4 separate regions of the Mus musculus genome follow, and regions 1, 2 and 4 are each linked to region 3. Evidence: chromatin loops called from intact Hi-C (ENCODE). Cell type or tissue: heart. All regions are shown on one strand. Region 1 overlaps Map1lc3b (microtubule-associated protein 1 light chain 3 beta). Region 2 holds the start of Klhdc4 (kelch domain containing 4). Region 3 holds the start of 1700018B08Rik (RIKEN cDNA 1700018B08 gene). Region 4 has its middle 34 kb from the start of Zcchc14.

Evidence for each region. A loop is a pair of places that touch in the nucleus more often than their neighbours do. Peaks named below come from ENCODE experiments on the same cell type or tissue, not always from the same donor. Only the 100,000 strongest peaks of a DNase experiment are listed, where the experiment ranks them.
Region 1: it touches region 3 in a loop (6-fold over the local background); 32 of 42 quality-filtered maps call a loop at or near these places.
Region 2: a loop joins it to region 3, with 7 times the contacts of the local background. A loop is called at or near these places in 3 of 42 quality-filtered maps.
Region 4: it touches region 3 in a loop (7-fold over the local background); 20 of 42 quality-filtered maps call a loop at or near these places.

Annotation. Positions count from the first base shown.
Region 1 is chr8:121,594,803-121,602,802 of GRCm38, reverse strand. It overlaps Map1lc3b (microtubule-associated protein 1 light chain 3 beta), which reads right to left. Exons shown (of 4, transcript NM_026160.5): 3 at 6,711-6,817; 4 at 4,043-6,207. The coding sequence ends at 6,033. It overlaps Zcchc14 (zinc finger, CCHC domain containing 14), which reads left to right. Exons shown (of 13, transcript NM_080855.2): 13 at 472-4,100. The coding sequence ends at 527. Among named protein-coding and RNA genes, the nearest start is that of Map1lc3b, 8.4 kb to the right of the region's middle. In heart, no CTCF peak of the experiment used is centred here; DNase peaks (open chromatin) are centred at 192, 2,772, 3,692 and 4,434.
Region 2 is chr8:121,828,692-121,836,691 of GRCm38, reverse strand. It overlaps Klhdc4 (kelch domain containing 4), which reads left to right and starts at 7,123. Exons shown (of 12, transcript NM_145605.2): 1 at 7,123-7,310. The coding sequence starts at 7,212. Gm42048 reads right to left here and starts at 2,701. Exons shown (of 4, transcript XM_030243893.1): 1 at 1-2,701. The coding sequence starts at 2,643. The coding sequence ends at 1,279. It overlaps Gm24283 (a small nuclear RNA gene), which reads right to left and starts at 6,256; the gene lies at 6,150-6,256. In heart, a CTCF peak has its summit at 3,968 (motif pointing right); DNase peaks (open chromatin) are centred at 3,951, 6,861 and 7,021; H3K4me3 peaks cover 1,759 bases; H3K27ac peaks cover 2,223 bases.
Region 3 is chr8:121,542,290-121,550,289 of GRCm38, reverse strand. It overlaps 1700018B08Rik (RIKEN cDNA 1700018B08 gene), which reads left to right and starts at 5,962. Exons shown (of 9, transcript NM_001382232.1): 1 at 5,962-5,999; 2 at 6,134-6,286. The coding sequence starts at 6,253. Fbxo31 (F-box protein 31) reads left to right here. Exons shown (of 9, transcript NM_133765.4): 9 at 1-847. It overlaps 1700030M09Rik (RIKEN cDNA 1700030M09 gene), which reads right to left and starts at 5,902. Exons shown (of 3, transcript NR_045903.1): 1 at 5,568-5,902; 2 at 4,933-5,023; 3 at 2,638-3,175. In heart, a CTCF peak has its summit at 3,007; a DNase peak (open chromatin) is centred at 2,989; H3K27me3 peaks cover 2,088 bases.
Region 4 is chr8:121,681,703-121,689,702 of GRCm38, reverse strand. No RefSeq gene overlaps it. Among named protein-coding and RNA genes, the nearest start is that of Zcchc14, 34 kb to the right of the region's middle. In heart, no CTCF peak of the experiment used is centred here; a DNase peak (open chromatin) is centred at 4,112; H3K27ac peaks cover 535 bases.

The DNA of each region.
Region 1 (8,000 bases), 53 kb before region 3:
AGGACAGTTGGTCCCACTCTGCCCAGCTCTGGGTTCCCAGCACCTCCATCTCTGGTTGTGCAGTTTCCCATTGATCCTCACCACCTGCAGAGCTTTTGAAGCCCAGTCAATACCTGTGGCCGGAGAATGCAGTCGTGGTGCAGGTTGCCGCATCCCTTCCCAGTGCCGGCCTGCATCTGCTCGGTCCAGGCCCTCCCTGCCCCTGGGTGTTGCCAGCTTGAGTGTGAGGTCTATGCCCAGAGAAAGATTCAAGGCACTGAGAAGTGGTCAGTGGTGCTCTGTCGGTCACTTCCCCCAGAAGGTCTCGTACCCGTGGCATGCGGCTGTGCGAGGGCGTGGTCAGTCCTGAGTGGCATCTCAGAGCAGGTGGGCGGTGTGTGCACTTTTGTGATTGACTCAGGCTTCACCCTCTTCTCTCTCTCTTTCTCTCTCTCTCTCTCTCTCTCTCTCTCTCTCTCTCGTTCTCTCCAGGAACTTTTAGGTTGAAATACGCCCCTCCAGCAGAAAGTCTGGACTCCACGGACTGATCCTTTTTTTTTTTTTTTGGCAACAGAACATTTTATTAAGCCATGAAAAATCACATAGAGAACTGAAGTCAAGTTGCTGTGGCGCCATGGAGACCTAAGGAAACCACAGAGAGCTGAAGTCGAGTGGCTGTGGAGCTTAATGTTTTTAACCCAAAGGTGCTTTACTTAACTATACTGGAGAGAGTCTAGTGTGCAAGTTCGTCAAACTCGATTTCATTGCCAAATTCCTAGTCTTGGAGCTTGGTCCAAGGATTGCCTAGTGGACAGCGCTATGGCATATCGTGGCCGTCACACCATCGCTGCAGCGTGAAGACCTGTCTCCTGAAGCTCGGTGGTCCTTCTAGGCTCACGTAATTCCAGGGCAGCTATGCACGACCTGAGTCAAGACTGCAGGTCGGGGTTCTCTCAAGTCCCCCAGTCGGATCCGGGACCCCTTTCTGGGCTAGGAAGCGCCCGCTGGATTTTGCTGTTTCCTAAAGTAGGAGCCTCCTCTCTGGCTTCTTAAGGATTGCACTACCTGACACAGGCCTCTGCGGTCTGGGAGGCAGACTCTGCTGGGACCCGACAATGTAGGGGACTCCCATCGGTGGGCATTGGAGTTGGCACCAGCAGGCTGCTCCGCCAAATACACCCCGAAGTCGATTGCAGGGTGTTCTGTAGACACTTGGAGCAGTTCCAGGTTTTTAATATCTTTTTCTGTAAACAGATTTACACGATATAGTAAATAAGTCATAGCGCACTCTCGACAACTTCATCTGTAAGGGTCCAGGTCCCAGGGGTCCGTTACCGACCGAGGCTGGAGACCACCCCTCCCGCTGGAGGCTTTGAGCCTGCTCTCTCCAAACAAGAACCAACTCTTGAAGACTGGGGGATGACTCGGCTTTGTGGGTTGGCTGTGACTGACGCGCCTCATTCTTCCGGAAGCTGGCAAGCTGTTGTCTCAAATGGCTTCCCCAGGACCCCAGCCCCAGAGCTCACTGCTGATGGATTCAGACTTGACACAGACATCCAGCAGTAATGCAGACCTGTGATTCATGAACAAAAGACTGGAAACTGTCGGCTTCTTTTGTATTAGGCTATGTGTTGATTGTTAATTCCGTTAAAATTGCCTGGAAAACTTCAGTAGAGAGATGCAAGACTCCTCCTCGAAACCGCTCACCAGTTGCAGTCCAGACCGGGGTGGGGGTGGGTCCTCACTCCTCAGCATGGTGTAAACGTTCGACACACCACAGCGGAGGCATAAGGGACTTAAACCTCCCTCCGAGGTTAAAGGGAATTTTATGCTCAAATAACATTATAATGCTAAAGCCTTCGGTATTAGAAAATCGATGGTAATATTCTGCCAAGGATTTTCCAGCCTCCTCCTCATGGAGAAGAAAAATCATAGTCCTTAAACATTCTTCAGACGGGACAGTCACCCTCATACAGAATTAGTGTAAATCACAAAATGCCCCAGAACTGGAGGCGTTGTGATCTAAGGCTTCATCGTATTCTAAGATGGCTTTGTCTGTGGAGACCCACGGAAGGCGTGAGTGTTGTGGATTCTATGCAATGCAGGATCGGGAGACGGCTGTTCTGTCCATGGCACAGTATCACATCTGTTCTGAGGGGATGTGATGAGGCGTTAGGGGATGCTCTGTTGATCTCTCACTCAGAAACACTACAAACGTCAATACAAGAACTGACACAACTTTGCCTTAAAGAGCACCAGACTGGGATTGGTCGTATTGTGTTAATAAGGAAGACTTAGAGTGTTCACTGATGTTTACGATTTTAATATTTCTGAAGGCCATCACCGTGGCCTGGGTATGTGCTGAAAGCCAAACTTTTAAATTTTTTGGTTTTTTTAAACAAAGAAATATTTTAAATAAATCCTATTTCAACACAGAAGTTGTTGAAAACTGTCTCATAGCAAAAGAAAAAAAATCATATTTAAGTTTTCTGTTTTGTGGTCAGTATAGGGAATGGAAGTGTCTTACAGCTGTTGACCTGAAAGACAGCAGTCTTCTGTGGCAACACCCACGTTACCTTGTGGCGGTCAGTCGAGGGGAGCTCCAGCACCATCTCGGCTGTCCAGGCAGCAGAAGTCTGTGTCTGGAAGCTGCCGGCTGCCTTTGGAAGAGCTGTGTGGTGTGGCATTTCTGTGAAGCCGAGCGACCGGCCAGCGAGGATGAAAGGACCATGGCAGCCTAGAAGCACAGGTGGATGTTGGCAGGTGGGGCTCGCCCGCCCGAGAGCCTGGAGTCAGCCTGGCCAGCAGGCACTTCCTCAGCAGACGTCATTGTCACACACCTGACAGACCAGCCCTTTCCCGTCATTTCTCTAAAACTGCTCAGTCAGATGGCAGTGGTGCCCAAGTGGGCTGGCCCAGGACTCCCATCGTCAGATTCCAATCCTGTGTTAACATCTCAGGGTGCAGAGGGGGATTCAGATAGGAAGGCGGGCACAACGCTGGAACCAACAGCTCTGTGACCTTTTTGTTGTAGCAAAATAATCCTTTTTCTACTTTCCTTTGTCGTTTTTATTTCATGGTCAATAGTGAAAATTAGAAAGTGTTTTAATGCTGAGAACTCCTCTAACTGCTGCCGGGCAGGCACCGAGGGACAGGAGCGCTCACAATGGAGACGGTTGCTCTTGAGCTATGGTTGGGTGTCAGGAAACCAGTGGCATGATTATCTCCAAAGATGACAGCAGCTGGCCTCTCAGTACAGCACTCAGCAGTTTCCGTGTGGAACTCATGAGGCTTCCAGTCGTTTCTGCAGGTCAGCCTGGCTTGTACCACACGCCGTGCACGTGTGCCATGACAGTCCTGTGAGGACAGCCCGCTGGGATCGGGTCTCACCCGCCTCTCTCCGTCCCTGCTGTTTGGTCTGATGGGCTAGTTTTACATCCAGCTAATGGGTGACATTACTTGCCGAAGTCTTAAAAGGTTGCAGGGACTTGGGCTGTCTGTTGAACCTCATCCCAAGAACAGGCTTGGGGAACTTGAGTAGGGACAGCCATCCTCTCCAAAATGCAGGTGACTCCTATAGAGCAAATCGGGCGGCCCAAAAAACCATCAGTCCAGGGATGTGATTGCTGACCGACCCTTCCCAGGGTTTCACTGAGAATGTAGGCACCTGTAGTCAACACTTGGCAATATTTCAGAAACCACATACTGTACTGGCAGGCCCAGGCCGGCGCACTGCTCTGCCACAAGGGGGCAGTAACACAGCCTTCAGCACAGGTCCGTCCCGGAGCACACAGAGGTGTTGGTACCAAGACTGAAACCTTCACAGATTCTATTGGGCATATTTTCTTTTTAGGAATGAAGGACAATTCTCCCATTTTTGAGCCATTCTTTTGTCAATTCTACAAAATTGCATGTAACTTTATAAATATTTTTAAAAGATATAGTTTTGTAAATATTTAATATTCTGCTAATTTGATTTTGAATTGTAAATGTCAAGTATTCTGTTTTTGGGGTTTTTATGTTTTATTATACTTTGTTAAAAAGGACAAATTGTACATTTTTAGACTGTTTTTATGAGTAAATTTAATGTACGGAAAATAAAAATTAAAAAAAAAACTCAACATGTTCACCATTCTCAGATTTTTTGGGGGGGCGGGGGGTAAGACGGTTTCTCTGTATAGCCCTGGCTGTCCTGGAACTCACTTTGTAGACCAGGCTGGCCTCGATCGAACTCAGAAATCCGCCTGCCTCTGCCTCCCGAGTGCTGGGATTAAAGGCTAAAGGCATGCGCCACCACATAGGGCCATTCTCAGATCTTTTGTCATTCGTGGCTGTCAAGGTTCTCAGCTTTAAACATTGTTACATAGGACTCTAGGCTATCACTTGCCCTGCCCTTCCAGGATGAGGACCTGCTGACAACACTGCTGGACCCCAAAGGCGCCTGCCACCCAGAGTAGTGTCCAGGCTGCCCCGAGGAGACTGCAGCAGCTTTGCAGAGCCTGCCGTCTGCTCTAAGCTGAAGTTGGTTACAATGTCCTCCCAAGTGCCAGCAGCTATCCACATGAGTAAATCTTTTGGTGTGTTCCCATGGCACCAGAGGGCACCTGATAGCTGGCAGGTCAGTCAGAGATTGAGTTTAAAAGCAGGAGCTGGTGGCAAGGTATCGACCAAGGAAAGGAGGTTACCGCCCCTCCCCTCTCCTCTCCTCCCCAGCAAGAGCAGCCTGGGTATACTGCAGAGCCCAGTTCCCACGATGACAATGAGACATCACTCAGGACAGGTTCGTTGTGCCTTTATTAGTGCATCAGAGTGTACAGGTGTCCTATAATGGAGGCCGCCCGCCCTCTGAGCAGCATCTTTAAAGCAGTATTACAGGAATCCTTACTGATCGCACCATAGTTATAAAAACCAGGGACATAATGACGTATACAACCTACACAAGACAGAGCAGTGAGAATTTACAGTGTAAAATAACATTGAGGGTTAGCAAAGACAGCTGCATGCAGGGAAGGTGGGTGCCTGTGGGGAGCTAGGTGGGAGGTGGCTATGCTGGCTTCAGTCCATGACAGCAGGCAGCTCTGAGATCCTCAGACCACGAGTGAGTGAGTGACCAGGGATGGCCTGGTGTCACAGCGGGCCACATGCAGGAAGCAGAGGCTAGCTTTAGCTGAAGTGGCATGTCTATCAAAAGCATGTCTTCTGTTGCTGTTGTCCTCACAGCTGACATGTATGTACTGACATGAAATGGGGAAATCCCAACAGCTGTCAGAACCACCCTTACAGAGACAGTTACACACCAACAAAGAGCTGTGAGCCAAGTCTGGAGCATTGGACTTGCAGTCTACCACTTGACAACCACATCCTAAGGCCAGCGCTTGCTCTCCCTGAAGCAGGCATGGACCAGACAGAATTCAAACCAGGAGAGAAACAGCTCTCCAGTCGCTTAAGCTGGGTCAGCAACCCCTGGACAAGCGGAGACCTGGCCTCAGCAGAAGGGCGTATGGTAACATCTAGACAGCAGCGAGCTGCATGTCCCTGCACTGCTGAGTGAAAGGGTGTGGCTGGGGTCAAGACCAGGACCCGGCTTAGAGCTATATCCTACAACACCAGACCTGCTTAGGGCAAAGCCAGGGCCCTCTGGGGGCCTCTGCTAGGCAACCTGGGCCTTCAGAGGGGCTTCTCTGCTGAGTGGGAGCCCTTTTAGAGAAGGCAGCAGGTCCCAGGAAGAGACTGCCCCTGACACTGCTCTTCTGTTTTAAGTCCCTACTAGGGAGAAAAATGTCAAAATAACTTGATCTTTTTATTGGCAACTTAGGATGCAAAAAGTATTTTATTTTTAACTTCTAAAGTTTGAACACAAAATAGCCTAGTTTAGACGAGTTTCCAAGCTGAGTGCACTTGCATGGAGCTCAGTTTCTGGCTGATGAACAGTTCCTAATACCCTATGTGGGTGCCTACGTTCTCATCTGTGGGTGGTGAGCCGTCCAGCGTCCGCTGGTAACATCCCTTTTTGCCTTGGTAAGGGCTTAACAACCATTGGCTTTGTTGGAGTCTTACACAGCCATTGCTGTCCCGAATGTCTCCTGCGAGGCATAAACCATGTACAGGAAGCCGTCTTCATCTCTCTCACTCTCGTACACTTCGGAGATGGGAGTGGACACACTCACCATGCTGTGCCCATTCACCAGGAGGAAGAAGGCTTGGTTAGCATTGAGCTGCAAGCGCCGTCTGTGGAGAGAAGAGAGCAAGACTCACTGAGGTCTGCATACTGTGTACAGAACTTAGGGCCTCCAAAAGCCCACAGACCAGCAAAACCAAGCATGCCCACAGCCCACAGTGATGGCTGTGATCAGGGTCTGACATCCACAGCGTTCACAGCCTATATCTGATCACAGCCTTCCAGTTGCTGCAGCTGTGAGTTCACACCCTCTTAAACTCCCAGCTGTACAGTGTTCCAAACAGTTTGCGAGGCGGGGAGAAGCTCAGACTGGGGGCCCAGCAGCAACCCACCATGCCTAGCAAACTTTACAGAGTCATCACTCAGTAGGCATGACAACCCTTTGGTCCCTCTGGTGTGAGCACGTTCCCAGCTGACCTGAGGTCACAAAGCTGAGGCCGGGCACTGACTTACAGGGCATGAAAGCAGCAGGAAGGACCTGAGGCTGGCACTGAGGTGGTTAAAGGAGAAGCATCACTCAAGGAAACGGGGAAGGAGAGAGGTGGCCAGATACCTGATTATCTTGATGAGCTCGCTCATGTTCACGTGGTCAGGCACCAGGAACTTGGTCTTGTCCAGGACGGGCAGCTGCTTCTCCCCCTTGTATCGCTCTATAATCACCTGCAGAGAGAGGCCAACTCAGCAGCGCACACACTGCTCCCCATGCTGAGCCCAGCACATCATGCCTACTGCAGCCTTTCTTTGCTTGTCCATAGCACTCCCGTGACCAGTGCTCAGTCACAGCTTTGCCACTGTCCCTGGCAAAACTGTGGCAAGGCAACCAGGCACCTCTGTTGTCTGAACTGTGATAGGATTAAAGATGCATGCTGGGCTGGTGAGATGTCTCAGTGGGTAAGAGCACCCGACTGCTCTTCCGAAGGTCAGGAGTTCAAATCCCAGCAACCACATGGTGGCTCACAACCATCCGTAATGAGATCTGACTCCCTCTTCTGGAGTGTCTGAGGACAGCTACAGTGTACTTACATATAATAAATAAATCTTTAAAAAAAAAAGATGCCACACCCAACTACTGTTTCACACTGTGGCTGAGGGTGTCCCTAACTCTGTATTCTCTACCTACGTCAGCCTCCTATGCTAGAATTATAAACAGGAGCCTCACACCCAGCAACATATTCAGCCCAAGTTTTATGGACCAGATGGTTGTGAGCTACCATGTGGGTGCTGGGAATCAAACCCAGGTCCTGTGAGAGCAATAATAGCTCTAAGCCACTGAGCCTCTCTCTGGCCCCAAAATAATTGAGAAATATTAAAAGCAGCCTGGGTGCTAGAGAGATGGCTCAGCAGTTTAGAGCACTGACTGCTCTTTCAGAGGTTCAGAGTTCAGTTCCCAGCAACCACATGGTGACTCACAACCATCTGTAATGGGATCTGATCTGGTGTGTCTGAAGATGGCTACAATGTACTCATATATATAAAGTCAATAAATGTCTTTAAACATTAAAAACAATATATGTAAACTATACACACACACACATATGTGTGCCTGGTATGGTGGTAAATGCCTTTAATCCCAGCACTTGAAAGGCAGATCTGAGTTTGAGGCCAGCCTAGTCTACAAAGTGACTTTCAGGACAGCCAGGGCTACATAGTCAAACCCTACACCAACAAACAAATCTTAACCAAAATAAATGGTTAGGTATGTTAGGTATGGATATAAGGGCACATATTTACAATCCCAGTATCTGGAGGCTCAGGAAGTGAACTGCTTTGAATTCAAGACTAACCTGGATGGGTCCAGCTTCAAAATCAAACCAAACCAAAAAGTTGCTAGCACTGGTGGGCC
Region 2 (8,000 bases), 290 kb before region 3:
CCCCAGGAACTCTCTTACCTGGCGAGCAGTGGTTGGGGCCGGGATCTGCATAACAGCTTGTTTTCTGGCTTCTGTGAGCCACCGTTGTCCATCTTTCAAGACATATCCTAGGTAGGTCACTTCTATCTGGCATAACTGAGCCTTTTTAGCAGAGGCCCGATACCCCAGCTTACCTAACTCGCCCAGGAGGTTTTGGGTCTCAATTTCACAGTCCTCGCGTGTTTCTGCAGCTAGGAGCAGATTATCTACATATTGCAGAAGAGTCACCTGTGGGTTATTGGCTCGGAAAAGAGCAAGATCTCGGTGTAGGGCTTCATCGAACAAAGTGGGCGAGTTCTTGAATCCCTGAGGCAGCCTCGTCCATGTGAGCTGTCCGGCTTGTCCACTCTCGGAGTCTCGCCATTCGAAAGCGAACAAGGGCTGGCTGTTGGGGTGTAACCTCAAACAGAAAAAAGCATCTTTGAGATCCAGGACTGTGTACCATGTCCGACCAGGTGGCAAGGTGCTGAGGAGGTTATAAGGATTTGGCACCGTGGGGTGTATGTCCTGAACTCTCTTGTTGACTTCTCTAAGGTCCTGTACTGGACGGAAGTCCCTGGTCCCTGGTTTTTTTACTGGAAGTAGAGGAGTGTTCCAAGGGGATTTGCATGGGACCAAAATCCCTTGTTGGAGCAGTTTGTTAATTTGGGGGCGTATACCCTCTTGAGCTTCTCTGCTCATGGGATATTGTCGGACCCCTATAGGGGTGGCCCCGGACTTAAGTTCAATCACCACGGGGGGGACCAGTTTTGCCATCTCCACTCCTCCCGTCTCTGCCCACGCCTGGGGGTATCGATTCAACCAGTCCTGTAATCCCTCAGGGGGCTTTACTTTATTTTGGTAAAGTCGATATTCCTCCCCTAGTTGTAAAGACAGCTCTAGAGTCTGGGGCGCTTTTATTCCCCAGAAAACCTCCGGTCGATGAGAGGTGAAAGTTATTTGTGCTTTTAACTTGGTTAGTAAGTCTCTCTCCAATAAAGGCATAGGACACTCTGGAATGACTAGAAACGAATGAGTTACTCGATTTCGCCCTATGTCTACTACTCGGGATGTGGTCCATGGATACGATTTTTGTCCCGTGGCCCCGATCACCAAGGTTTTTTTATTTTTCTTTACTTTTCCTAGAGGTGTTTTGAGTACTGAAAATTCGGCTCCCGTGTCAACTAGAAAGTCCACAGGGGTCCCCTCCACTTTTAAAGTTACCCTAGGCTCGGGGAGGGGGGCCGAGCCCCGTTCCCCCTAGTCTTCATCTTCTCTAAGAGAAAGCACCTTTACCTTTTGTTTTTTTTTCGGACAGTCGCTCTTCCAGTGGCCCATTTCCTTGCAATACGCGCATTGGTTCCTCTCCAGGCGCTGCCCGCCTTCTCTGGGTCTCCTTGGTCCCTGCTGCCTTTTGTCTCCCAGGTTCCCTGACTGTCTACCTCTTCTTCCATTATCTCTTTCTCCTACTGCGGCCAGGATCCTAGTCAAAACCTTTTCTTGCCTCCTGTCTCTCCTATCCTCCTCTTCTCTTTTCTCTCTTTTCTCTCTCTCTAACTTTTTATCTTCTGTTTCTCTCCTATGATACACTTTCTCTGCCTCTCTAACTACATCCCTTATGGTGTAATCCTGCAAGCCCTCAATTCGCTGTAACTTCTTCCTAATGTCAGGAGCTGACTGGCCAATGAAGGCCATAATTACTGAGGCCCTTTGACCCTCAGACGTGGGGTCGAATGGGGTATATCTCCTATAAGCCTCCATGAGCCTTTCAAGGAAGACTGAGGGGGGCTCAGTCGCTCCCTGCATAACCTCTCTTACCTTGGCCAGATTCGTGGGCTGCCGGGCAGCACCTCTGAGACCCGCCACTAGGACCCGGCGATAATTGGACAGTCGTTCCCTACCTGATGCCGTATTATAATCCCATCGGGGCCGGGTTAGCGGAAATCCTTCATCTATCTCAGCTGGAGTTTGGACAGGGCGCCCAGCCTCGTCTCGGACATTTTTCCGAGCCTCGAGGAGAATCCTCTCTCTCTCCTCGGTTGTGAATAGAGTCTGCAGAAGCTGCTGGCAGTCATCCCAGGTCGGCTGGTGTGAATACATTAATGATTCAACCAACCCAGTGAGTCCTGCAGGGTTTTCTGAAAAAGGGGGGTGATGAGCTTTCCAGTTGTAAAGGTCAGAAGAGGAAAAAGGCCAATACTGTAGGGGCTGTAGACTATTTGGATCGGCAGGGGGAGCCCCAATAGCCCTGAGGGGGAGCGCCACAGTTGAATCCGCAGGCCCCTCAGGGGTGACTCCTCGCCGGCTCCTTGTTCCTGTGGAGGGACCCCCTCCTCCGGCCGGGGCCTGAGGCAGGGGTCCCGAGGGAGCTGAAGGTTGGGGCTGGGGAGCATAAGGTGGGGGTTGAGGGGTATCGGGCCACTCAGGGGGTTCTTCAATCTCTGAATAGATCTTGGGGGGTTTCGTCACTGGTGTGCTGCGATCATCATCTCTCCCGAGCGGTGGTTTCGGTTTCTCTTTCTCACCATTTTCTTGGATGGCTAGAATCTTGGTGCCAGGGCGGAGAGGCGGGAGGAATGGGCGAACCCACGGGGGTGGGTAGCGTGCCAAGTCCTCCCATACCATGATGTACGGTTGTTGGTCTGGATGCGACCCTGGTCCTTCCTGAAAAACAATGGCCTTCACAGCCCTTATGGTGGGTAAGTAAAAAGTTCCTTCTGCTGGCCAACCTACTCCAAAAACAGGCCATTCTGAGGAACAGAAAGTCATCCATGGCTTTTTCTTCACTTTTACTGACAAATTTTGTCCTCTAGCCCTAACGTCCGTCCAATGGTCCTTAGTCAAAGATAAAGGAGTAGACACGGTCTGTCCCATAGTGAAGAATAAGAGTAAACACAACACAATGACAGAGACGGAAAACACTAAGACATCCAAGCACACTCGTCTGCGTCTGGACTTACACAACCAGCCAAACGCTACCTCTGATGGAGTGGGATTCCGCTCCACTCCTCTGGCAGGAAGAGCACTCACTCTTCTTCACTCTGCCAGACAACAGCCAGGTCCTCCTGACTGTTCCGTACCCTGGGCACTCCAGGGTCTCCCTCGGAATGTCTTCCAAGGGTGCAGCCTGTGGGGAAATAGACCGTCGTCTTCCCACAGCCACTAGGGTCCTTACGGTCCGCAGTGGCAGCTGCCAGAATACAGAATACCAGAACTGGTAACACAGGTGGGGCTCAAACCCACAATCTCAGAACTGAAAAACTAAGACACAAATTCAGCAGTGCCACACTTAGACACTTAGACAACAGACAACATAACAAGACTCACACAAACAAACGCACCTCCAAGGGGTCCTTCGGGGTTCCTGGGTGTCACGCAGATCTCGGTGGGACCTCCAAATGAAAGAACTCAGTGGGGAAACCCCCACTCAGCTCCCGATTCGGCGTGCACCCAAGAATCACGAATAGAACACAACACCTTGATGTAACAACAAGAGGTTTTTTAATGGCGGAGCTCCGGGTCGAAACGTATCTCACACAACAGGAGACAGTGGATTCGACCACGAGGCTTGGAAGCTAGGGGGTTTTATAGAAAAGGAGTGGGGCTGGGGGAGGAATTGGCGCGGTTTCACATGATTGGTCCATTTAAACATCAGCAGCCTGTAACATTTAACTTAGGTCAGAGGGGTGGGAGCTAGGGAGGCGATGGGCTTGCCCGGGCATGTCCTGGTCTGTTCTGCTATGTTCTCAGCCCCAGGTTTCAAAGCTCAGAAACAACTCTTTGGGCTATTTAACATACATTACATGAATTACAGTTTTATTTCCTTTCACAATCACATTGGTTGTTTGTGGTGAAGGTGGTTAGCAGTCAGCATCCTCTTCAAGTCCTTTGTTGTTAATGGACTTTCCTTTCTCCTCTGAACTTCAAGTTGAAGACAGCAGAGGGCGCCCTGCCACGGATATAAAAGGGAGTCTAAAATTGACGCGTTACATTTAAGTCAATCTATTAAATTTTCAAAGATGTGAATTTTACTAAAATAGAACCCGGTACTTAATCTTTTCACTATTTTAGGATTCTGACCTCACTCTATCTGCTCTGTTCCCTTTCCTTCCTGGTAATGAACATTTCAACCTCCCGTGAATCACTGTGACATGTACCATCAAGAGCTTTTCCAATTTAGCTTCGAGATTCTTTCAGATAATGAAAGCATTAGTCCCTGCAATTTCCAGATCTTTCTAAGTCTTCCACAAAGAATATGGTCTCCCTTTCACAGGCCTGAAGAGGGAATGCTGGTGTATATGTGTGTGTGTGTGTGTGTGTGTGTGTGTAAGTGGACTGATGTGATGTTCTTTGAAGGCCTGTTCCACTTTAAGTGTGGTGCTCAGAGGTTACCTAATATTTTCAGAACAATGAGGAGGATAAGAGATGTTTTAGGTTAGAGCTTGTTAGAAACAGCGGTTCACCTGAGCAGTGGGCAGAGCAGCCTGTTGCTACAGTGCAGAAGGGGTCTGGAGGCTCAGCTCCAGTGGCTGGCTATCTCTGATCCGGTAACTATTTTCCCCCTCTAGCATTACACATGATCTGCAAGCAGTCTTGGAGATCAGCAGAGCCTTCATTTGGTTCCTCTCTTCTCTCCCCTCCTCTTTTTCCTTTTGTAGAACTTTTGGAGAATTCTCTCCTCCAGGCATGATATTTCTGTCTCTATCTTGAAATCAGAGCTGTTTTGGCTGGGCAGTGTGGCTCATGCCTTTAGTCACAGCACTTGGGAGGTCACTGAATATCTGAGTTCAAGGCTAGCCTAGTCTAAAGAGAGGGTTTCAGAACAGCCAGGGATACACAGAAAAACCTGTCGTAAAAAAACAAAAACAAAAACAAACAACAGCCAAAAAAGAAAATAGGGGAGGGAGGAAATAAATCAAAGCAGTTTTATTCTGTGTCTTTCCTAGTAATGAAAATTTTAACCTCTGGTGAATCACTGTGACCTGTATTAAGAGCTTCCCAATTTAGCTTTGAGATTCTTTCAGATAATAAAAGCATTAATCCCTGCAACTTCCAGATCTTTCTAAATCTTCCGCAGAGGATATACTTTCCCTTTCAGCCCTGAAGAAGGAACAGTGCTATATATTGCGAACAGTGGAGAATGTTAATAGCCTCTTACAACATTGGGTCTTTTCATTTTCTCCTGCAGAAGGAAGGGGCGACCACAGACTCTCACTAGAGACTCCAACCGCTCCTCGCTCAGCCGCCTCAGCTGCCAGGAGCTTAGTGCCAGGCTGTACAGGAGGTGGGAGGTGGCTTGGGTACCAGTGATACAATGTTTATAAATTCCTCATCCACCCATGCTAGGTGAGACGTTTATGAGACGTGGCTGCCTTCGAGTCACCTGTGCTCCTGTAAATCAAAACAAACAACTCAGTACTTCAACAAGCTACTGAGTCCAAGCTACTGGACTTGGAATAATTTCTTTGGTCTTTTAGATCTCTCTCTCTCTCTCTCTCTCTCTCTCTTGTATCTATCTATGTATCTATCTATGTATCTATCTATGTATCTATCTATCTATCTATATTTTTTTATGATAGAGGGTTTTCTCTGTGTGGCCTTGGCTGTCCTGAAACTCTCTTTATAGATCAGGCTGGCCTTGAATTCATAGAGATCCAACTATCTCTGCTTCCTGAGTGCCAGGATTCAAGGCTGTGCTATCACTGCCCAGCTGTTTTTTGGTTTGTGTGTGTGTGTGTGTTTGTATAAAATATATTTTAATCAGATTCTTTCCCCTCACCAAACTCCACCTTGATACCCTACCACCACAAACACAAACAGCGGCTTTTGGATGGTAAAAATACCCCCTGATTGGCTTTTCCTTTGGGAGTGAGATAGGGCTGTTAAGGGATGCACACCTGGGATAACTCTACAGATAGGTTCTAGCTGAGATGAGCTTTCTGAAGACAATTTCAATTTCATCTTTGAAAAGTATGGAATGAAGTTGGGCAGTGGCACACACCTTTAATCCCATCACTCGGAAGGCAGAGGCAGGCAGATCTCTGTGAGTTCGAGGCCAGCCTGCTTTACAGAGTGAGTTCCAGGGCAGCCAAAGCTACAGAGAGAAACCTTGTCTCCAAAAAGACATAAGAAAAATGATGGAACGCATCATGCATTTGCGTGCTATTCTTTCGCAGGGGCCATGCTAACAATCCCTGTATCATTCCAATGTTAGCATATCTGCTGCCAACGCGAGCACATTTCTTTTATCTGTTGACGTCCTGTTTGGGGTGAAAAGTTGATTCTGTGTATCTCTTCAGGAAAAAAAAAAAAAAAAAGAAAGAAAAGAAAGAAAGAAAGAAACCACACAACACCATTGTTTTCCTCAAAAGCAAGTTTTCTTCTTAAGAACTAGGTTTATGGAAAAACCTGGAACTGAATTGGGAGCTCCCGCCTCCTCAGAGCGTCAATGATTAGTGGTTGGCCCGATCCAAGGCAGTTTCTTTAAAGGCTGTGCTTTGGCAGCGTTCCCACCGAGAAAGAAGATTAGTTCCTCGTCTATGTGTTCCCTTTGCCAGTATTTTGCTTGCCCTTGTCCTTATTTTGCGCCATTCCTTGATTACAGCTCAAAGACGACACCCTCTAGGCAATGCACTCTGCTCTTTCAAAACCGCGGGTCCCTCTTCCACTGTACCATTTAGGTCAAACCCGGGAGCATATTTTCCTATTACGTATCTGCCAGACCGTAAATCAAGCACCGTCGGGAGTACAGATACCCATCACCAGCCCGGGTCTCCCAATGGAGGGACATGCTGGTCCAGTGAAGCATCGCCAGCAGAAGGGCAAAGGCACTGCGGGAGGGCCTGACAGGTCCTGGCACATTTTACATGGGATAGGGAAAGAGGGCTGCCTTAATTCATGTCAGGAATCCCTAAGTACGTGGAAATTCCTCTGTGGGATGAGGCGGTCAGCATCCCACATGCTCGCGTCTCGTTTAGAGTCACGCAGCTTGCTGGTGTGCCAGCGGAGCGGCTCCCTACTCACGCGGCCCGAGACGGACCCAAAGTACTGGTGGGATCGGCTGCTCCACGGAACACCAGAGCAAAGGACAGGAAGTGAGCCTCCTATAGCGCGCCGCTCGTTTCCGGCCCGGCAGAACATCATCATTCATTTGCCTCCGGTTGTCTCCCGGGCGCCGCTTCCGAATCGGCGCGATGGGCAAGAAGGGAAAGAAGGAGAAGAAGGGCCGCGGCGCGGAGAAGACGGCCGCCAAGATGGAGAAGAAGGTGTCCAAGCGCTCGCGGAAGGAGGAGGTGAGCGGGGCCCGGAGCGGCGTGCGATCGCGGGCGGGAGACCCGGAGGCGGGGTTGCGCCCGGTGTCCCTGGGTGGCTTCGGGCCTGCGCCGAGCCCGGTGCCCCCGGGCCTCTCCTCTCTCGGGTCCCTTTGCAGTCCCGAAACTCCTCGTTTATCCGGTCGCCCTCTCTTCCATGGAAGACCAGATCTGTCCTGTTCGGTTCCGCGTGCTTACCTTTCTGTGGGCAGAGTAAAGCAACGTGGTGGGGCTTAGTAGAGGAGAAGTGAAGCTGGGTGATTCCTGCTTGGTCCAGGTCTGCGTTCCGGGAGTAAAGCCGTAACGGTCCTGCGCCTGTCCCCACTCCCCAGCCCCCAGCCCTAAAAGGAGAGCAGATTTTCTTCCAGCAGCCTCAGGGAGTGAGCCACGAGTAGGAATTTGGGGGTTGTGTCTGTTGGTTTTCGAGACAGGGTTTCTCTGTCCTGGAAGTCACTCTGTTGACCAGGCTGGTCTTGAACTGAGAGAACTCCCGCTGCTTCTACCTCCCGAGTGGAGTGCTGGAATTAAAGGCGTGCCACCATCAGCAGGATTTAGTAACCAGACAAGTCACTGAAACTGCGGTGTTTCAGGACATTTGGTTGTGACCTTCACTCATATTCTTATAGGCATTGATTATCCCAGGACCTACAGGTGGATCTGTGCGGAAGTTCA
Region 3 (8,000 bases):
TCTGGGCTGTCAGCTCTGCACACTTCCTGTCCCTGCATGTCTACCTATAGAGTGGGTACTTGACAGTGGCTTCTGGCCAACTGCTGCGCCAGCCAGGCCTTCTTCACATCAAGCAATGAGGCACTCGCCTGCTAACCGCCTTCCTTCCCCAAGAACCTGGAGCTGAACACGCTGATCTGGCCATCTGGGGCACCTCCCCGGCTGCTGGCTGCCTCCCCCAGCCCTCAGCAGCTCTCTGCCAGGCTCGCTGTGAACAGTATACCGCCCAGGGTATAATTGTTCGTTCACCTTTCAGGACCTATGGGCATTAGAGCAGAGGGCCCATCCTGCTCAGCTGTCAGGACTTTGCGAACCTCAGGACACCTGCATCGCCTAGTGTGGGACTGTCTTCTCAAGACAGTGGGGCACAGAGGACATCAAGCGCCTGACCTGTACCAACCTCCGGCCCACATGACCCACTTTCCAAGAAGGGTTTCACTGTGGGTCGTGACACTGAAGGAACCTGCCGGGTGCTTTTCTGTGGTGGAGTCCTCTGTGTTTGCACAGAGACCAGCACAAAGTGCTAGCATGTGCGTTCTCAGCCCGTTTCTTGTGCTCACCGAGCCTGTTTGGAGCATGGGGTTTGTCTGGAGCACACACAGACACACACACAACACACACACACACACCTGGTTCTGGACAGAGGGTGGCTCTTAAAAGCTCTCAGGTCAGCTCCGCTTTGCCTAGGGTCAGGGAAGGACCCTGAAACAGTAGCTGCTGTGTACCTGGTGCCTGATATCACCTGTGTCACTCGCCTAGGATGTGTGGTTCTCCTTTCGGTTCTCAGTAAACCTGTTTTTGAAGCCTTGTTGTTGACTTGTTTCTCGGGTGTTCTTCAGGTGGAGATGGGAGCCTCAGGAGGGGTGGCTGGGACCGTGCATCTCACAGGCACACACAATACACACACACTCACCTAACATTTTATGTGTGTGTTTTGCTTGCACATGTGCATCATACACATATGCCCAGTGCCTGAAGAATTCAGAAGATGTGAAGATATCAGGTCCCCTGGCACTGGAGTTACAGATAACTTTGAGCTGCCACATGGGGACTGGGACCTGGATCTGTTTTGTAAGAGCAGCTGGGCTCTTAGCTGCAGAGCTAACCTCTCCAACTCCTATATGAGCTAAAGAGATCCTTTGGTTTTTCCACATAAGGATGAAGGATCAGGGTGATTTGTTAGAGCTTGTGTCCTTGTCCCCATCCAGTGCCCTTCCCCCCCCAGGGACAATGGCAGTGTGGTGGAGGGCAATAGTGCTGTTCTAGGACAGAAATGGGTACATGTTCAGTCAGGCATCCACAGCGAAGATGGCAGCTTTGAGAACTCAGATGTCTGTCTGGTCTCAGCAAAGCCCAGAGGGCCCCAGCCCAGCTACCTTGAGGGCATGGGCAGGCAGAGCAATGTTTATGAATCACTGTTGCACTATGGGATGCTGGAAGAGGTGCAGTATTATGTTTATGTAAAATATAAGAACAAAACAGCTCCATTTGGTCACTTCACACTTAAGCTTCTTGCTCTACAAGCATGGAAGTCTTGAGTTCAAAACTCCAACACCCAAGTGCCGGGAATGCCAGGATTGGGGAGGCAGAAACAGGAGGGTTGCTTCCTGGGGCCCTCTGACTAGTGAGTGGGCTCAACAAAATCACTAACTTAAGTAGTGTGGAGGGTCAGGAAGGTGCTCAGTGGATAAGGAGCTTGTGCAGCCAGGAGACCTGGGTTCTGGTTCCTAGAGTCCATATTAAAACAAAACCCAGATGCCATGGTTTGAGTCTGATCCAGGCATTCCATCTGATGGGTCTGATGTGAGGTGAAGACAGGAGAATCGGCCAGAAGCTCACATGTGCAGCGAGGGGAAGAACCCACTCAGCGAAGGTGGTGTCTGACTGACCGCAGGTTGGTTGTGACACATTTTTTAAAAAGATTTATTTATTTAATGTGAGTACACTGTAGCTGTCCTCAGACACTCTGGAAGAGGGCGTCAGATCTTGTTACAGATGGTTGTGAGCCATAATGTGGTTGCTGGAATTTGAACTCAGGACCTTCAGAAGAATAGTTTGTGCTCTTAACCGCTGAGCCATCTTACCAGCCCTGTGACACACATTTTTAAAATAGCCTTTAAAAAAAAATTTTTTTTTTTTTAAAAGTGGAGAGTGAAGCCGGGCGTGGTGGCACACGCCTTTAATCCCAGCACTCGGGAGGCAGAGGCAGGCAGGTTTCTGAGTTCGAGGCCAGCCCGGTCTACAGAGTGAGTTCCAGGACAGCCAGGGCTACACAGAGAAATTCTGTCTCGAAAAAAAAAAAAAAGTGGAGAGCAATTGAGGACACTCAGTGTCAACCTCAGGACTTCACAGATGTGTATAGCTATGCATACACAACACACACACACACAGATATGCAACCTATGAAACTTAAAAAGCATGCAGTTAACGCCCGCTCCTGCTTTGTGGCCACCATTGGGCTTCTGCCCTCCCCCAGGGTGGCACCCTGCTTCAGACATATCTGAGGTGCAGTGGCCTCCTGTCAGAATGAGAAATTGGGGTCCAGATGGGAAGGTGCGGTGCGACTAGTGATGGACTGGTATGTCTCCACACAGGTCTCTGAGACAGTTTCATTTTCACAGGGGTGGGGGTGACACCAGGCAGGTGCCTACCTCTGAGGTCCAGCTCCAGACCTGAAATACTTTAAAGCAAATATCAGGTGGTTTCGCCAGACTTTCCCTTTCCTTTCCAGCCTTTTCTCATCCTGTGGGAAACAGCAGCCAGCCAGCTGTGAGGGCAGGGGTGGATGCTTTCTGGAACTGAGATTACACATGGGGGAGCTGGCATTACAGATGGGGGCTCATGGAGGGGTCATGATCTGGCACTGATGTAGTCTACCTCCTACGTTAGCTCTCCCATCTACAGGCACCGTCTGTCAATCTGACCATTCCTTTTAAAGAGGTTGTGGTGTGACCTCTAGTGGGCGCTCCGGGTTACTGCAGTCCACAATACCTTAGCAAAGAGGACTCTTGTGGCTTCAAAGCCCACTGGGGCACAAGGCGGTGTGGGAACCTCTGGGGAAGCCGCTACACCGTGAGGGTCTTCTCCATCCTCTTCCACTGGGGAAGATCTCTTCCTTATCCTGCTTCACCTTGATCTGGAAAGGAAGGTGCAACATGTGGCTTAGCTGTCACCTCCTGCCTGGTAACCTGGTGTGTTTGTCGCAATCCTCCAAGTAGTGGGCTCTTAGAAGTTCCCTGGAAGGGGCTCTGGCCAGGGGAGAGGCCTCCATGCAGCCCCATCCTTAGTGCTAGAGACATTTAGAAAAAGATGAGTCTGTCCAAGCAAGTTTTGATTTTTGTTTTTTTTTTTGGTTTTTTGAGACAGGGTTTCTCTGTGTAGCCCTGGCTGTCCTGGAACTCACTCTATAGACCAGGCTGGCCTCGAACTCAGAAATCCGCCTGCCTCTGCCTCCCGAGTGCTGGGATCAAAGGTGTGCACCACTGTGCCCGGCTACCACTGCCTTTCAAGTTTGGCTGTGTGTAACCACTTCTGCCCCGGTAGAAATGGTTTTATTTACAGGCTGTACTGGGGACTGAACCCAGGACATTGCAGAGGCTGGGCAAGATGCTGGAGGTATTGTCTCCAGTGACTGCATGGGACTTTTTTTTCTTTTCTTTTCTTTTCTTTTCTTTTTTTTTTTTTTTTTTTGAGTTGAGGGACACTTAAGCCCCACAGTGGGGACAGAATGATGTCACCTTTCTCTAAACTGTTTGCGTCTGTGCAAACAGTAGGGAGCTCATTCCATTTCTCGACTTGCTTCCATTACTGCCCCTTTAAGGCTTTTTTCAACTGTTTCCATAGGGAATATACACTCACATACATCACACACACATCACACACTCATACACACACATCACACACTTATACACACATACATGTATCACACACATATCATACACGCATATCACACACACATCACACACACATATCACACATATTACACATCATATATACATCACACTCACACATCATATATACACATCACAATACTCATACACTTACACACACACACACACACGAGAGAGAGACCAAGTCTCTCTAACTAGATGAGTCTGGCTTGAAGCTCCTGCTCCTGTCACTTCAGACTCTCAGGTCTTGGAATCACAACGAGCTGGTCCCACCACACCTGCACATCCTACTCGAATCTAACAGTACACACTGTTAACTGTCTATGTGATTTATCCTGCAGACTTGGGCTTCTCACTTACAGCCGTCTGTCCCATGGCGGTCGTTTCCCTGCTGAGTCTATGTAACTGCCCGTGTCGGGGTTCCCCCGTCCCGCAGCACCTGTCAGTCACACTCCTGCACGGCTCACTGGCTGACTAGTATTCTGGGGGTGGGTGTACCTCAAGCTTCTCCTGCTATGAGATCTTGGGTTATTTGCAGTTGGGCATCCTGTGAATAGCTCTACACACCCTGGCATATCGTTTGTGTGGGTAGGGTCTTCAGAGTACAGCGAGGCACTGTGGGGGGGGGGGGGAGTCACAGCCTCCAGAACCTGCCCAGGGCTGGAGAGATGACTCACTGGTTATGAGCACTACCTGCTCTTGCAGAGGACTTGGGTTTTGTATCCAGAATCCATATGACAGCTCACAGCCATCTTATAACTCCAGTTCCAGGGGCTTCTGTGCCTTCTTCTGGCACTGTGGGTGCCGTGTGGATGTGCCACACTAACATATATTCAGGCAAACACACATACACAGAAATACTTCAACAACAACAAAAACCAACCCTGCTTCGATCTGACAGTGGCTGCACCATCTTGCTTTCCCTCCCGCACAGGAAGGAGCATGTCCTCGAAGCTCCTCACTGTCCCCGCCATCCCTCCTTACAGGCCACAGTGGTGCCCACCTCTTAATGGCCAGGGTGGCCTCTTTCTGTATGCACACTGGGATGGTGGCCATGTACGACGGGATGTTTGTTCAAGGTCTCTGCACTGTCCCTGTAGAAGATGCCAGTGGAGAAGTGTGGGAAGGAGAAAGGACACAAGGAGCCACCTGAGTAGGGAACACCTGGGCTGGAGACTGGGGAGGAGTCCACATGGGCTAGTGGCTGGCTGGAGCTAGGCATAGCCCTGCCGTTCTGCGGAGAATGGCTGGTGACAGGCAGAACATTTCGGGCTGAGGGGACAGGAGGCTTCATAGAGGGAGCACATGGCACCGTGGAGCAGCAAGGAGCACCGTCGGGGAAGGAGGCTGAGCTGTAGAGTTGGATGGAGTCTCTCGTGTGTGGCTCTTCAGCGTTATCTACTGCCCCAGGAGCCGTGATAAGGATTGTGGCTCCCTGAGCGTCACAGAAGCCCCCGAAGGGGCTGAGGATATACCTGGATTGCCTTGCTAAGAATGGCCTCCAGGTTGCTAAGATAGCTGCAGTGAGGCCTGCAGATATAGTTTCCTGGCTGTCTAGGTGTGGATGAGGAGCTAGAGAGGGTCAGATGTGGGGCAGAGCTGAGAGAACAGCTGGGGGTTGGGTCTGACTCCACTTGCCTGTGCCCCAGTGAGGCCATGATGCAGCCGATTGCTGCCTGGGGTGGGGGGGCACCAGTCTGTGGCTGATCTCTGGAGCTTGCTGCGTGGAGCTGCTGGATCACTCTGGACACCAGGTCTGGACAGCTGCTCCGGGCTCAACGAAGCATTCTCTGGAGTCCTGTGCTAGGTGGGCCTTTTGAAGACAACCACTCAGAAAGTTTCCACTGAGCCTTCCGCACCCGGAGCCCGGGAGACCTCGTTTCTGTCCACGCCTGCAGCTTCTGGGCCTATGCTGCCCTTCTGGAGCCAGGAGGGGGACAAGGGCTGCCTGAGAGGAATGGCTTGTCCCCGTCATCACTGTGGAGCCTCTGTTCCCAGCATTCCATAGTTCCATTGGAAGGCTGGCTTCCACGGAGTACCATGGTTGTGGGGGACACAGACGGTGCACAGGCAAGTAGGTGGCTGCCTCTCCCACACACTTCAAGGGAGCCCTAGGACCATGGGGAGCAGGCTGACAGGCGTCTGGGGAGTAGCAAGTTATTAGAACCCGTGTGGGCCTCTTCCCTTTCCCGCTCTGATGATAGTGAGGATGATGGTGGTGATGCTGTGTCCCACAGCACACTGGAGGGCAGAGTGAAGAAAGACCAGTCACAACCACTGAAAGAACTGGGACGTGTCACCACTGGAGACAGGGAACAAAGGGATGGCCATGATACCAGCGACCCCAGGAGGAAAAGGTAATGGCCAAGCTGGCTGAGCTGACAGAGTGTCAACCCCCGGGAAGCTCACAATACCACAGTAGGGCAAGACGCTAAGAGCCCTGTAGCAAGGGCACGAGACAAGACATGTAACTGACTCTAGTCGGAGGTGCTGGGGTGACCTTGTCTTAGAACCCTCCAACGTCCAGCCTGACAGACCTGGGAAGTGTCCGCAGGAGGAGGGAATATATGTAGTCTGGTCTATCCTGGAACCAGGCTGGCCTCCAACTCTAAGAGATCCACCTGCTTCTGCCTCTCTGAGTATTGGGACTAAAGGCATATACTGCCCCTGCCTGCCTGATTTTTATTTTATATAATTTTAAAAAGATTTATGTATATGAGTATACTGTCGATGTCTTCAGACCCACCAGAAGAGGGCGTCAGATCGCATGACAGATGGCTGTGAGCCACCAAGTGGTTGCTGGGAATTGAACTCAGGACGTCTGGAAGAGCAGGCAGTGCTCTTAACCCCTGAGCCATCTCTCCAGACCCTTATTTTTTCATCTTGTTTTATTTTATTTTATTTTTGCATTTTGAGTCAGGGTTCCTCAGTAGTCTAGGCTGGCCTGGAAGTCTTGACATCCGTCATGCTCTCAAATGGTCTTCAGGCTCCAGGCTCAGCCTCCTGAATAGCTGGGATCCTCTTTCCTGCAGCTTCGACACCTCAGCTGTGGGCTTGCTGTGCTTTCTAGAATGGCTATGGCAGCCATTCTTCTTTCTCTGTATCCACGGGTGTTTCTTTTTGCTGAGTTGTTTCTTGTTGTTTACTAGCAGGGGCCCGGCACCCCGCTGCACCAGCCGCTACCACAGTGCCTGCCCCAGCCCACCAGGTCTCTGGGCTGTTGCCAGCTGTGGACTGTCGGTCTGTGGCGCGAAGCCGAGGGACTGTGGGGGAGGGGAAGGACCCCTTTGGTGGGTGTTGACTGTCCGCGGGGTGCTGGGAAGAACTTGAGATCCTCTAGGGGCAGACCCCCAAGACAGGAATCCAAAGTCGTCACAGGGACTCAGGAAACAGATGAGAAGGTCGGCCAAGGGGCGGACCCCAGAGTCATGGGGTGGTTTTAGGGATGTGCTCTGGAGTGGTTGCCATGGCAGCACGGAGGCAGGGGCAGGTATCCACACCCCCCATCCTCTGCTAAGGGCAGCCCCTGGAGGGAGCCAAAGTCTGTTCCCTTCACCAGTCCAGGTGGCAGCTTTGTTCCCTCGGTATTTAACTTTGGCAGTTCTATGTAAATTGTGGATTTTAACCCCTGCCTGAAGTATGACTGGATTTTCTCCCGTAACAGCTGTGGGCTGTTTCGGAACAGGCAGTTGAGATGTAAGGGAGTACTCGCCTTCCACTATGTGGGTCCCGGGATCGAACTCAGGTTGTCAGGCTTGGCAGCAGGAGCACTCTCCTGCTAAGCCATCTCACGGGTCCCAAACGCTAAGTCTGGTCTGACCAAAGCCCTGGATGGCAACATTTCTTTTAAGTTACAATTCATGCACGTCTGACCGGCGCGCACATGCGAAGCCCAGGTTCTCCAAGCTGTCACCGTATTTGATAACAAACGGCTTTGAGTAGAGGTGTGTCTCTGATGGTATCTGGGATGCACAGAGTGAATGTATCTGACAGGCTGTGAAGTTCTGGTCCACCAAGCTGTTACTCTACTTGATAACACATGGCTTTGGGGATCCCTGGTGGTATCTGCGA
Region 4 (8,000 bases), 140 kb before region 3:
GGACCTGAAAACCTCCTGCAGGTCATGCCTTCAGAGTGTTGGTACAATAGTGACTACGGCAGCCTTACGCTGGGCTGACCTGCACACAGTGAGTCCCACTGTCCTGATGAGGCAGCAGGCTTGAGACCTGTCACTGTCTGTGGTTTTAGCCTGGGGTCTTCCCAGCGGTGGAAGCCTTTAGGGGCAGCTAAAGCAGGGAAGGTGAGGGACCTGAGAAGCCTTAGGTGACAGCCAGCCACAGAACCAGGCTCGCCAGCCTGCAGCTGCAGGAAGTGAGCTCTGCCGGCAGCCCTGGTAAACTGGAAAGCAGATGCTCTGACAGCCAAGTCTCCATGAACAGCAGACCCTGTACAAGCTGAGCTGGACCCTAAGAGGCACTGAGGTGATGGTTGTGTGTTGCTCTGGGTGGTTGCATTTGTGGGTACATTAGCAGCACACCTACCCCCCCCCCCAGCTCCTAGCGCATGAGCAAATGTCCTGTGGCTTTCTCCCTTACACACCCATCTACTCACAAGCACAGAGGGCATGCAGATGCCAGAGGCTGTGGGTTTCCCTTCACTGAGAGGATCCCTGCCTTCTAACATGACATTCGTGAGTCTTCTGCTTCTAGCCACTCTTGTTAGCAGGGTGTGATATGATTGTGGGGGGCGACCGCCTGTCTTCTTTTCTGAGGCTGGGTCACTGGTTCGCACAAACTGGATTGAATCTGAAAATTAACCCCCAGCTTCCTGGCCGGTTGTCTAAGGAATCTTGTGGGGTGAGGAGGCAGATCTGGGTTCTCCAGTCAGGCAGCAGGTCCTGCTCTTGTGGTGACTGCTGGGGGGTGGGGCGGGTCTTAGAGGTGAGCAGCCTGCCTGAGACCTCTGCCTCCTGTAGGCAGGTTTCCTTGCCATCAGAGACACACACTCTGAAGAACTGAGAAGCGACTTCTGGGGAAGTCGCCTTGCTGGGACCTCTGACAGCTTTAGCAGAGGGGAGGTTTTCCATGACTTAAGCTGGGGGAGGGGTTACTGTCTTTTCTGTCCTCAAATGGGGGATGGGAGAAGGTTAGTGGGTGAGGCAGATCATGCGGAGGGAGATGGGGAGGCTCTTTAATGAAGCAGAGAGCAGTTAGCAGCCATCTTGGTCCAACATACTGGTCTCATCCGGGTTTGCATGATCTCCTGTCCTTCCTGTTTGAGCAGCAGTTGCAGCTGCATGGGGCTTTGCTGACATGATAGTGCTTCACTGTCCCCATCAAGACACGATGACTGTGAATTTGCCTCTTCCCTCCCCCCTCCCCAGCCCCTCCCCCCCCAGACAGGGCCTCACTGTGTAGCCCTTGCTGGCCTGAAACTCACTATGTAGGCTGGGCTAGACTGACAGAGATCTACCTGCTTCTGCCTTCTGATTACAGGCGTGAGCCACCGCGCCTGGCTGAATTAGCCCCTTGTGTTTCCTGTGCTAAATTAGCCTAATTCAGTTCTAGACAGCTTCATGAATAGATTTAAACAAAGTCCAGCAGCTAACAGGTCCTTAATGCTGGAAGGTGGGGGTGGAGGGGTTCCACCCCAGGTCTCTCTGATGGTAACTATGAGCCCAGGCCTCCTGGGTAGAAATCTACCATCATCAAGGCCTCCACCAGTCCCTGGGAGCCTGGGGCTCCTCATAGCCCTGTTGCCATGGCAACAGCAGACAATGGTTTCTGTGGAGTTCGGTTCTAAAAATAATTTCTAGATCGGTCAGGGTGAGGTGGGCTCTGCTGGCAGGTTCTAATGCCACAACAGGGAAGGGGAAATGAGATCCTAGCCTGGGAGATTGGCTCAGGCTCTGCCCTGGCCGGCTGGGCCTTTTTATCCTGAAGCAGCTAGAGTTGGCTTTCAGGGATGCAGCTGGCAGATCAGAAGAGGCCGCCTGGAGCGCTGTGAGGGTGCACCAGCTCAACCTGGAGGCTGAATAAAATGCTGACCAGGTATTCTACAGGCCTCCTAAGGAGGACCTTTCTGTGGCTCAGCACAAGCTCCAGATGTCATAGGGCAACTGCAGAATCAGTTCGAGAGAGAGATGGGCAGAGCAGTCTAGTGCTCGGGATCTGAGAGGTGGGCAGAGCCCATCCCGTGCCCCTGAGAGGTGGGCAGAGCCGCTCCGTGCCTGGGTTCTGAGCGCGCAGGGAGGAAGCAGCTCAGAGAAAAGATGGAAAAAAGGTCTCTGGGTAGAGAACTTGCTCAACATGCACAACGTCCTGTGTTCCATCCCCAGCACCATACGGATGTGGGATGTGGTGGCACACCCTGCATCCTAGCACTGCGGGGGCGGGGGGCGGGGAGGGGGGGAAGGCCACAAGTTGAAGGTCATCCTCTAATAGACAGTTTGACCCCATCTAATAAATAAATAAATAAATAAATAAATAAATAAATAAAAAAGGCAAGAGATTAGAGAGGCGGCTCAGTGGTTAAGAGCACTAACTGTTCTTCCAAATGACCTGGGCTCAATTTGCAGCACCCACATGGTAATTCACAAATATCAGTAACTCCAATTCCAGGGGATCCAATGACCTCTTTTGGGCTCTGTGGGCACCAGGCATGAGTGTGGCACACAGATGTACATTCAGACAAAGCACACACACACACACACACACACACACACACACACACAAAGGCAAGCCCTGTGTTTTCCTCAGATACTTAGGGGAGGCCAATCACTGCTGGTCTTTACAGCTTGGTCTCTGCTTTGACAGCTGAGTGTAGCTACATGAGCCCTGACCTCTGAGAAGGTCAAATGTCAAGTGTCATAAGCGACTCATAACTGATCGCTGAGGAAGTCTCCATCCTCTCAAGGCTTTGTGTTTGTGTGTGTGTGTGTGTCTGTGTGTGTGTGTGTGTGTCTGTGTGTGTGTGTGTGTGTGTGTCTGTGTATGTGTGTGTGTCTGTCTTGAGAAGGGATTCTGACACTGCTGCTGTCACTTGGTTGTGAGCTTGGTGACAGCGCCCTTGTTAGCCCAAGCAGTCTGAAGACCCAGAAGGCAGAGATGACCTTGATGTGGGTGGGAGTGTACATGGCTGGCGGATCCCAGAGACTCCTGAGTTTTCCCTCAAGTTTTTCTTTTCCAAATAGCAGGAACATTTTCTTAAAATGGCAACAGTGGATTCGTGGAGATGTCTCAGTGAGCAATGGCCCTTGCTGCACCAGCGCAATGACCTGGGTTCCATCCCCAGATTCCACGGTAGAAGAGAGCTCTCATCAGTGGTCCTCTGACCTCTGAATGAAAAGAAGAAACAGAAAAGGAAGGACACGACCATCCCCAGGTGTGCTGGGGGAGAAAGTTTATTGTTGATAAAAGGGAGAACATAGCCAGAGGCAGGAACATCTGGGAGAGGCCAGAGTGGATGTGACCCTAAAGCATGTGAGGAGAGGGGGGAGGGGAAGGAAGAGAGAAGAGCCAGAGACCAGGAGGCCAGGAGAATCATCATACATAAAAGGCCCGGATAACCAAAATGGTTGGATTATACAGGGAAGGGCAGCCCAGCTCCTGGGCTGGAGAGTTTAGTGTAATGGTATAACAGGAAGGGACTGAGGGATGCTGGGAGAATCTGGCAGCCAGGTCCACTTTGATGTGTTATAGGCACCTCAGCCATTTGTCATTGATTTTGAGGCCTTATCATGCACACATACACAAAGATGATTTGTAAGTTTAAAAAAAAAAAAATCAGCTGTGGTCGCCCACACCTGCAATCCCAGGACTTGGATGAGTAGAAGCAGAAGGATCAGGAATTCAAGCCTTCAGCTAGGTAAGGAGCTTGCGGCCAGTCTGGGCTACATGAAACTCTGTTACAAGAGAAACAAACAGCAGCAGCAGCAGCAGCAACAACAACAAAAAGCACAACAGAAACAAAGAAACAAAACCTTCCCACACCTGGGGGTTAGGAGGCAGCCAGGCTGAAGAAGCCTAGGCTAGACCCACAAGCTAGAACCATGGACAAGGTGATAGATGGATATGCAGGTCCAAACTTGGAATTAGGATGCACAAGGGTCAGATGAGGCCACGAGGTAGGGCCCTCAGCGTGAGGTTAGTGCCCTTGTAACAGAGGGCACCAGGGGGCGCTCTCTGTCTCCTTCTCGTCATCTGGACCTTAAGTGAAGGTGACAATGGACATACCAGGAAGGACCCTTACCAGCCTAGTCATGCTACCCCTGAGGCAGGTTGATAACTCCAGGCTGGGAAGCTGGGCTGGCTAACCTTACTGAGGCTGGTTGGGCCATAGGTCATCTCCAAATGACCACTGAGGCCAGGGTGACAATGCACTATGACAGGTCACCTCTGTGGGAAGAGGAAGAGAGTGGGTGAGCTGGGGGCTCAGGAGAGCAAGCCCTATTGTCCCTCCATCTACACAGAGGCTCTAACCTCCTCCCCTATCAAGAGCTCCAATCTGGGTTTCCTTCACCACAGTCTGGGTGGGCCTTGACAGTGACAGAGGTGGCGCTATGTGGCATCGCAGGATTGGTCATAGGAGGGGATGTCCCAGCCACCACGGATGAAGTGGTTTGTTCGGCAGTAATCACTAGCAGAAATGGGGGATGAGAAAGGGGAGGAGAGGCCGCTCTGTCAGAGCCTCTCTTTCTGGAAGTGAGAAAGGATGAGAGACAGGGGGATCACTGTTACTGTGACCCTGCTGTGCCAGAGCCAGAGCAGGGCCCGGCCATCCGAGGGGGTGGGGGGTGTCTCTGCCCTGTAAACATGAAGGACCCAAACTCAACCTCAGGAGATGCTGAGAGAGAAGCTAAGGGACTGGAACAGGTGAGGCCATGAAGGGCTTTCCAGACTCTTTACCCAGGTAGACAGCGCCTAGGGCCCCATTCCTGCACCAGTGCTGGCTTTTCCTAGATATCACTCTGGAGATGTGGCTCTGAGAGACACTCTGCTTTTGTTTTATCACGTGAGATTGTGTGTGTGTGTGTGTGTGTGTCCGCACATGTGCGTATGCGTGCATGCATTCAAAGTATTGGTAACTGTCGTCCTGAAAGCTTACTGCCTCAGCCTGCTCTCAGTCTGCTAACCTAGGCCTAGTCCTGGAAGCGTCTAGCCTCTGTATAATTTAGTGTAGGCCTAGAATGTTTCCAGCCTCTGAGATGCTGAGTAAGTTCACCCTTTCTAGTTCTTTCTGAGTGCTGCCTGGCTGGCTCAACTCAGCTGTTCTGGTTCAAACTCTTCTCCAAGCTGACTGATTCTCTTTTCCCTCAGCCCTTCCTCAGTTGCTCTACTTCACCTCAAAATAAGTTTAGCAATCTGTTCTAATCTTCTGGCTCCTTCTCATTTTCTGGCTCCTGCTGTCTTCACCTGTGTCTAGCTTGTTCTCTCTCTCTGCATCCTGTCTTTGTACAACTGTCTCAGTAAAACTGCCTCCTCCTCCTCCTCCTCCTCTTTCTCTTCCTCCTTCTCTCCCCCCCTTTTCTCTCTCTCTCTGCCTCTTTTCCTCTTTGTTCTCCTGTGAGTTGGACATATCCTATCTCTGACTCATTCTATAAATCTTTCTCCGAGTCGTCACTTTGTCTGCCACTCAGTCAGACATCACTTTCAAACATGGCTGCTCCCCTCTACGCAAACCCCAAACCTTCATTGTTTGGGATTACAGGTGAGTACTAAAGCTGTGTCTGTATTCCAGTCACACTGAGCCACACCAGGACGAGAAACTGCTTTTTCAGCAAATAATACAATCTTCAGGGTACACAGTGTGATCAAATATCCTGCAACACGTGTGCATATGTGAGCACATATGAGTGTGTGTGCCTGTGTGCACACGTGTGTGCATGCACATGCATGTGTGCATATGTGTGTGTGCACTTTCATGTGTGTGTGTGTGAACATGCATGTGCCTGAGTGCATGCATGTAAAGGCCAGATGTCAAGGTTGGATGTGTTTCTCAGACTTTCCCCGCCTTGTTTTGTGAGACTGATTTGGCTAGGCTGGGCAGTCGGAGAACCCTGGAAATTCTCCTGTCTCCACCACCACAGAGTGGTTCTGGGAATCTGATCTCCCACTCATGCTGGCACAGCAAGTCTGTTGCCAGCTGAGTCAGCTCTGGGTCCCTTCTGGCCAGTGGTTTTGCTGGGCAACCCTGTCTTCCCACAAGAATGGTGATTCTTGTCAGATTCTTGTTTCAAGGGACTCTGGCCCCAGGGGATAAATTGAGAATGGCCCTGCTCTTCTAGATCCTGGGAGCAGTCATCTCTGGCTAAACTGTTGTTAGGAGCACACCTGTGAGCTGTGTGGGCTCCTGGCTTCCTTGTGGGAAGACTTGAAACTCCCAGTCCATTCCGCTACTGGTTTTCTGACCTCTCGGGCTTGCTTTCTTTAGGAGTGGGTTTGGGCAGATTCCACGTGTGGTTTCCCCACTCCCCTGCCTCCGTCTGCTGAGGCACATTCCTGCCATCACCCTCTCCATCTGCTTACCTCGGTGCCTCCCTCAATTCCCTTGGAATCCCTCTCCTGTTTCTCTCTCCTCACATGAGTTTCTGGGTCTTGACTCTCAGAGCTACAAATGACAGATGGTTGGGCCAAAACCAGTCTGGACATATAACTGCATGCTTGCCTTGCGTGCAGGAAGCCATGGGTTCCGTCCCCAGCACTCAACCAGGACGTGATGATATAAGGCTGGGCTCTAACAGAAGCACTTAGGAGGTGGCAGCAGAGGGTTCAAAGTTCAAGGTCATCCTCAATTGTACCTGGGCTTGAGGATAGTATGGGCTTCCATGAAACTTGCCTCAAAACAGACAACAACAAATAAAACCCAGCAATAACAACGACGACAACTGGGGGCTGGAGAGACGGCTTAGCTGTTCAGAGGACGGAGAGCAATTACAGAGGGCCAGAGTTTCAGGATCCATAGTAGGTGGCTGAGACTGCCTGGAACTCTAAGTCCAGGGGCATCTCATGCCCTTGACCTTGACAAGAATCTGTATTCAGGTGCACACACCCATGTGTAGACCCACAAATATACACACACATAATTAACAAGTGAAAATTAGTCACCAGGTATGGTGATGCATACACAAACTCTATCTATCTATCTATCTATCTATCTATCTATCTATCTTCTATCTATACACACACACATACACACACACACACACACACACACACACACACACACACCTTCCTATACCAGCTGTACTGGCTGTTTTTCTGTGTCAACTTGACATAAGCTGAAGTTATCACAGAGAAAGGAGCTTCAGGTGAGGAAATGCCTCCACAAGATCCAGCTGTAAGGCATTTTCTCAATTAGTGATCAAGGGTGGGAGGGATCCCTGGGCTGGTGGTCTTGGGTTCTATAAGAAAGCAGACCGAGCAAGCCATGAGGAGCAAGCCAGTAAGTAACATCCCTCCATGGCCTCTGCATCAGCTCCTGCCTCCAGGTTCCTGCCCTGTGTGAGTCCCAGTCCTGACTTCCTTTGGTGATGAACAGCCATGTGGAAGTGTAAGCCGAATAAACCCTTTCTTTCCCCAACTTGCTTCTTGGTCATGATGTTTTGTGCAGGAATAGAAACCCTGACTAAGACAGCAGAAGAGAATCTTTACTGGATTGCAAAAGCAGCTGAGCAGATACAGGCTGTCCCTGGTCAGAATGGGCTCACTAGGACACTGATCCCACCAGAAGCCCACATGCTTCCTCCACATGGTGGCATAATGGCTGCTGCAGTGCTGGCGTGCGTGCGTGTGTGTGTGTGTGTGTGTGTGTGTGTATGTGTGTGTGTGTGTGTGTGTGTATACACATGGCGATGTCCAAGAACATGGGTGCCTCTTTGTCTGCATCCCTTCCAGTAGGAAGGAAGTTTCGCCCAACACTCCTCACTCTCAGGTTCTATGGGGAGGGAGGGCTCAGCAAGCACGCAGCTCTCAGGTTTTGGATGAGGAAGCCAGCCTGGCCCGAAGAAGTGTGGCAGAGCCTGGGACAGCAAGCTGAGCGTGGCTTAACCTGAATTGTCCTGCCTGACGCTCTCCTGGGCTCTGGGCAGCTTGACAGAAA